Regions from separate parts of the Homo sapiens genome. Here region 1 is linked to region 2. A link is an interaction called in ENCODE POLR2A ChIA-PET data of the cell type or tissue named here. Cell type or tissue: A673. All regions are shown on one strand. Links, peaks and the distances in the headings refer to the core of each region. The heading gives the core; the rest is flanking DNA. Region 1 has its middle 48 kb from the start of LINC02727. Region 2 overlaps CLMP (CXADR like cell adhesion molecule).

The links. Peaks named below come from ENCODE experiments on the same cell type or tissue, not always from the same donor. Only the 100,000 strongest peaks of a DNase experiment are listed, where the experiment ranks them.
Region 1: POLR2A ChIA-PET joins it to region 2 with 7 read pairs; 15 of 35 experiments call an interaction of 5 or more read pairs at or near these places.

Annotation. Positions count from the first base shown.
Region 1 is chr11:123,265,081-123,267,993 of GRCh38, forward strand. No RefSeq gene overlaps it. Among named protein-coding and RNA genes, the nearest start is that of LINC02727, 48 kb to the right of the region's middle. In A673, for the core only: no CTCF peak of the experiment used is centred there; a DNase peak (open chromatin) is centred at 1,611.
Region 2 is chr11:123,089,840-123,092,752 of GRCh38, forward strand. The region is part of intron 2 of CLMP (CXADR like cell adhesion molecule); the gene reads right to left. Among named protein-coding and RNA genes, the nearest start is that of HSPA8, 29 kb to the left of the region's middle. In A673, for the core only: no CTCF peak of the experiment used is centred there; no DNase peak of the experiment used is centred there; H3K27ac peaks cover 943 bases.

The DNA.
Region 1 (2,913 bases), core at 318-2,817, 180 kb after region 2:
CTGATAGTGTCAGACAACTTCCCAGAGAAGGCGACATTTGACTTGAGCCATGAAGTAGAAGCCTGCCAGGAGGGTGAAGGAATGAGCAAGCCCCCGAGGCAGATGCCAGCACACGTTGGCTGGCAGGTGCACAGGAGCATCTCCTTTAGGGACCTCTAAGAAGGCATGAAGGCTGCACAGAGGGCTGGACACACAGCATCAGTAGGGGTGGAGTTCTGGGATGTTGAACCTGCAGGGGTAGAAAGGGACCAGCTCCTGAAGAGGCTGGGATAACATGCTACAGAGACAGTGGGAAGGACATGCTACAGAGCTGGGGAGGACTGTGACCCAGCCTGCAGTGTAGACAGCTCGCTCTAGCAACTGAGTGGAGGCTGGATCTGGAAAGGGTGCTGGCAAAGTTCAAGGCAGAGAAGCTACTGAGAGGCTGTGTCCTTGGTGGCTTTAAAGATGTACGAGAGACTTGCCTGGGCTCTCCCAGCCAAAGGGATCCACAGCAGATGAGTGGAGGGAAAGGCTGTACCTGAGATTCTGCGTGGTAGGCCCTCCCAGCAGAGATACCGTGTCTGACCGTAAAGACCACGTTTCAAGGAGTATTGAGGCTTCCAGGAAACTACGATGGAGAAAAGTGCTGGCAGGCGAGGCAGGGAAGCAGAGATGCACATTTGGGAGCGCAGTAGGTGCCAGTTTGGGTGCCATTCCTGAGGCTCCCAATAACCGGTACAGACTTTGGGGCTGAGAAATGACATGACCAGAGGCTGCGATTTAGGAAGGTTCACCTGGGAGCTGTGTGTAGGGTGATTCAGAGCAAGAAGGGTGTCGTGTTGTAAAATTTGTGTGCAGGCTGTGATTACAGGGATCAGATTCAGCACAGTAACACTGGAAATGGGGAGGATGGGTAAGCTTTGGAAGGGAGATGGCGGAAGCTGTGATAACTGATTTGGGAACTGGGGTGAGGGTAGGAGGCAAGATGTTCCCAAGCCTTTTGTTAATGTAAGAGGGAATAGAAATTGGGAAGGCAGGAGAAGGAGCAAGGTTAGTGCCAGCTGTTAGTATCTGAATAATGGCCTTTTTCAATTTGCATCCTCGTTGCTGGCATCCTGTAACAAAGCCAAACACAGCACTTGTGACATCAGATGAGCATATTGAAGCCATAGGGAAGAAAACCACAAAGAAATAAGGAGTAGAGGCTCTGCGGACAATTTGATTTCTGGTGGTAATTTTCATTGCAACAACAGTAATAATAACAACCCATTTATTTTATATTTCTGTTTGAAAGTGCTCCATTAGGCTAATTTTAGTGAGTATACAGTGAAATTTATCTACTAATTTACTTCTGGTAGTGCTGTAAATGAGTCCAACACTCTTGAAAGCAATATGATAGTATGTGGCAAATCCTACTCCTAGGAATTTATCCTAAGGAAATATATATTTTTAAAGCCAAAACTGAGAGCCCAAAGAAGTTCATTACAGTATTATCTATGCTAACAAAAATAGTGAAGATATAAAACTGCAACAGAAGGAAATGGTTTGCTAAATGATACCATGATGAGTCAATGAAATACTATGAGCCTATTAAAATGCAAATTACAAATATATTGACTGGGGAGAAACACAGAAACAAATTTGATGTGATAAACAGGCGCGGGGTAGTGGAGCACAGAATGCTTTGTACACTTTAATATAACTGTCAAAACCCACATGCATGTGGATGAAGACTGAAAAGGAATTTGAAGAAATTAAAGTAGTTATTGTAGTGCACAACATGGGCTCAGGAGTCAGGATTCTGGGCTCCAATCCTGTGGTTTACTAGCCTGTGACCTTGGGCGATGTCTTCAGCTTCTCTTGGCTTCGGCTACTTATCTACAAAATGGGGTTAAAAAAATGAGTGCAATTTTTTTTTTTTTTTTTTGAGACAGAGTCTCACTCTGTCACCCAGGCTGGAGTGCAGTGGCTCAATCTCAGCTCCTGCAACCTCTGCCTCCCAGGTTCAAGTGATTTTCCTGCGTCAGCCTCCCAAGCAGCTGGGAATACAGGTGCCCGCCACCATGCTCGGCTAATTTTCGTATTTTTAGTAGGGACGGGGCTTCACCATGTTGACCAGGCTGGTCTTGAACTCCTGACCTCAGGTGATCCACCCACCTTGGCCTCCCAAAGTGCTGGGATTACATGTGTGAGCCACTGCACCCAGCCATTAGTGCAATTTTTAAACTTCAAGGAGTTGTGAGCATCCAAGTAAGATAATACCTATAAAACTCTTGTCTATTGAAAATGTTCAATAAATGACACATATTATGGGTAATTTCTGTTTGAAATATGTTATAGATAGATTACCTTGTTGCTTTAAAAAATGCATACGTGAAGACCGGGCACAGACGCTCACACCTGTAATCCCAGCACTTTGGGAGGCTGAGGTAAGTGGATGGTTTGAACCTAGGAGTTCAAGACCAGCCTTGGCAATATAGCAAAACCCTGTCTCCACTAAAAATACAAAAATTAGCTGGGTGTGGTGGTGTGTGCCTATAGTCCCAGCTACTTGGGAGGCTGAGGCGGGAGGATTGCTTGAGCCCAGGAGGTTGAGACTGCAGTGAGCCCTGAGTACACCACTGAACTCTAGCCTGGGCAACAGAGTGAGACTCTGTCTCAAAAAAAAAAAAAAAAAAAAAAAAAAGGACAAGTAATGTATAATTATCTTTAATGGAGTTAAGTAGATCCAACAGGAAGTTTACAAAACATTAAGAAAGTGTTAGGTGCTGGGTTCTGTGTTTTGTCTTTGTGGTTTTGTTTCTGTTTTGTCCTTGTATTTTAACCCAACTTGGCATGTGGACCACTCAGAAAGTGAAATAAATGTAATGCTAAAATTTTTTTTTTTTACTTCATGCCTTCCTCAGCCAGGACTTTGAGCTTCTTTCCCAC
Region 2 (2,913 bases), core at 103-2,602:
CTGTAATCTCAGCATTTTGGGAGACCAAGGCGGGCAGATCACCCGAGGTCGGGAGTTCGAGACCAGCTTGACCAACATGGAGAAACCCATCTTTATTGAAAATACAAAATTAGCTGGGCGTGGTGGTGCATGCCTGTAATCCCAGCTACTCGGGAGGCTTAGGCAGGAGAACCTGGGAGGCGGAGGTTGCAGTGATCCAAGATCACGCCATTGCACTCCAGCCTGGGCAACAAGAGTGAAACTCTGTCTCAAAGAAAAAAAAAAAAATTTCTTATCATTTAGGATCCACTAACTGGTTGTGATACAGATTTTGAAAAAACGCTAGGCTGGGCATGGTGGCTTACACCTCTAATCTCAGCACTTTGGGAGGCCAAGGTGGGTGGATCACGAGGTCAGGAGATTGAGACCAGCCTGGCCAACATTGCGAAACCCCCATCTCCACTAAAATACAAAAAAAAAAAAAAAATAGCTGGGCGTGGTGGCATGCACCTGTACTCCCAGGTACTCAGGAGGTGGAGGTTGCGGTGAGCCGAGATTGTGTCACTGCACTCCAACCTGGCAACAGAGCGAGACTCTGTCTCAAAAAAAAAAAGAAAAAACACTGTGCCAGGCCGCAGTGATTGGGATTGCTGGCTGGGAAGTCAAATGATCTCCAAACGGAAGCCTCTCCACTGACAGCTGTGTGCCTGTCTCTGATCACTTATTCTTTCTAAGCCTTAAGATCCTGAACTATAAAAGGGGGCTGCGTTACTTCATAGGGTTTTTGTGGGAATGAGATAGTAAGCACTCAAGTGTTAGCATTATCATTTTTATTAGCCTGGTTCTGGGTTCAAGAAGGCCCCTAAGGTTTTAAAAATTGTTCAGCCCAATACGCAAAGAATACTAATCATTCTGTTCCCAGAAAGAGCTGGGTCCGGTTGCATTTTCTCATGGCCCAATAACGAGAAGCAGACAAACTGGGAAAGAAGGGAATTTATCACTGTAACTGGATACAGGGAGAAGGTTGAAGATAATTCCACCAGACCAACTCAAAAGTGTACAATTTTCTTAGTGCTTATATAGGTTGTGGTTATGTGCCTATGTGCAGTATAGCATTTGCCTAAGTCTATAAGTAACTATTTTGTTTCAACTAGAAGGTCAGAGGCCAAAAAATGCTTGCTAAGTCTGATTAAACTGCGAGGGTCCCAGTATCTTCAAGGCCTATCTACTGTGGTACTGGAGTGATTCTTTTCCTTCTTTCTTTCTCTCTCTCTCTCTTTCTTTGTTTCCTTTCTTTCTTTTTTGAGACAGAGTTTCATTCTGTCACCCAGGCTGGAGTGCAGTGCCACAATCTTGGCTCACTGCAACCTTTGCCTCCTGCGTTCAAGCGATTCTCCTGCCTCAGCCTCCCGTGTAGCTGGGACCACAGGCGCATGCCACCACGTCCAGCTAATTTTTGTAGTTTTAGTAGAGATGGGGTTTCACCAGTTTGGCCAAGCTGGTCTCAAACCCCTGACCTTAAGCGACCTGCCCACCTCAGTCTCCCAAAGTGCTGGGATTACAGGCATGAGCCACCGTGCCCATCCGGAGTGATTATTCCTATCTTATCTCATGTACAGCTTGGTCTGAAGAGCTGCTTAGACTTTCCAATAAATCTATTCAAACAACTGCCTCTGTTACCTTGACTGTCTCAGATTTCGACAACCCAAGACAGGTCCTGGCACTAGGAATGTGAGACTGTCTCCGTTATTTTGACTTGCTCCAGGATAGGGAGAAGCCTATGCACGTCTCCTACTGACCATATGTTTATATTTCTAGCTTTGATGTCTGGGCACCGATTTCCCTAGGTTTAATTATTTGCTCAGTGTTAAGGCAGTGCTGTGGAAATTTGTCTGTGTAACTGGAGTGCTGTGCAGGCCTGTCTGTGTGACTGTCATGCAGGCCCATCTGTGTGATTGTTAGGGAGAAACAGCCTGCTACAATTCCACACGTTTGTGTAGCAAAGCTCACCTGGCTGAAAATCTGTTTCCCATCACCTGTGCACACTGATGAAGGCTTGGCTTCTGAAGGTTACACCTATGCCAGCGCAGTCTGGACCATGCCTCATTTTTGACTCCTGCCCTCACATCTCTGAATCTCGTTGTCCCCAAACCTGATGTTTCTTGATTCTGAATAGTGTCTTCTGATAGATCTCGGCTTTGATTACACAGTTTTTTCTTTCTGAAATGCCTTTTCCTCTTCTATTTTTGCCTCAACAACACCTATATAAGGCCTCAAGATCAAGCTCAAGGACCACTTTCTGTATATAGCCTTTCTCGACTCCCCAGTTAGAATGGTGACTCCCTGCTTCAACCTGTGGTGTTTGGGGCATACTGCTACCATAGTGCACAGTACGTTCAGGTAGGTCTGACTCCATCTGCTTTTCCTCGCTTTCCCTAAAATCTTGTCTCCACACACACACACACACACACAAAGACACACACTTTTTTTTCTTTTTGAGACGGAGCCTAGCTCTGTCGCCCAGGTTGGAGTGCAGTGGCACAATCTTGGCCCACTGCAACCTCCACCTCCCGGGTTCAAGCGATTCTTCTGCCTCAGCCTCTCGAGTAGCTGGGACTACAGGCACACACCACCACGCCCGGCTAATTTTTGTATTTTTAGTAGAGACTGGGTGTCACCATATTGGCCAGGTTGGTCTTGAACTCTTGACCTTGTGATCCACCCGCCTTGGCCTCCCAAAGTGCTGGGATTACAGGCGTGAGCCACTGTGCCTGGCCACATTTTTCTTTTCTTTTTTGAGACAGAGACTCTCTCTTTTGCCCAGGCTGGAGTACAGTGATGCAATCTCAGCTCCCTGCAACCTTCGCCTCCTGGGTTCAAGTGATTCTTCTGCCTCAGCCTCCCAAGTAGCTGGAACTACATGTGTGTGCCACC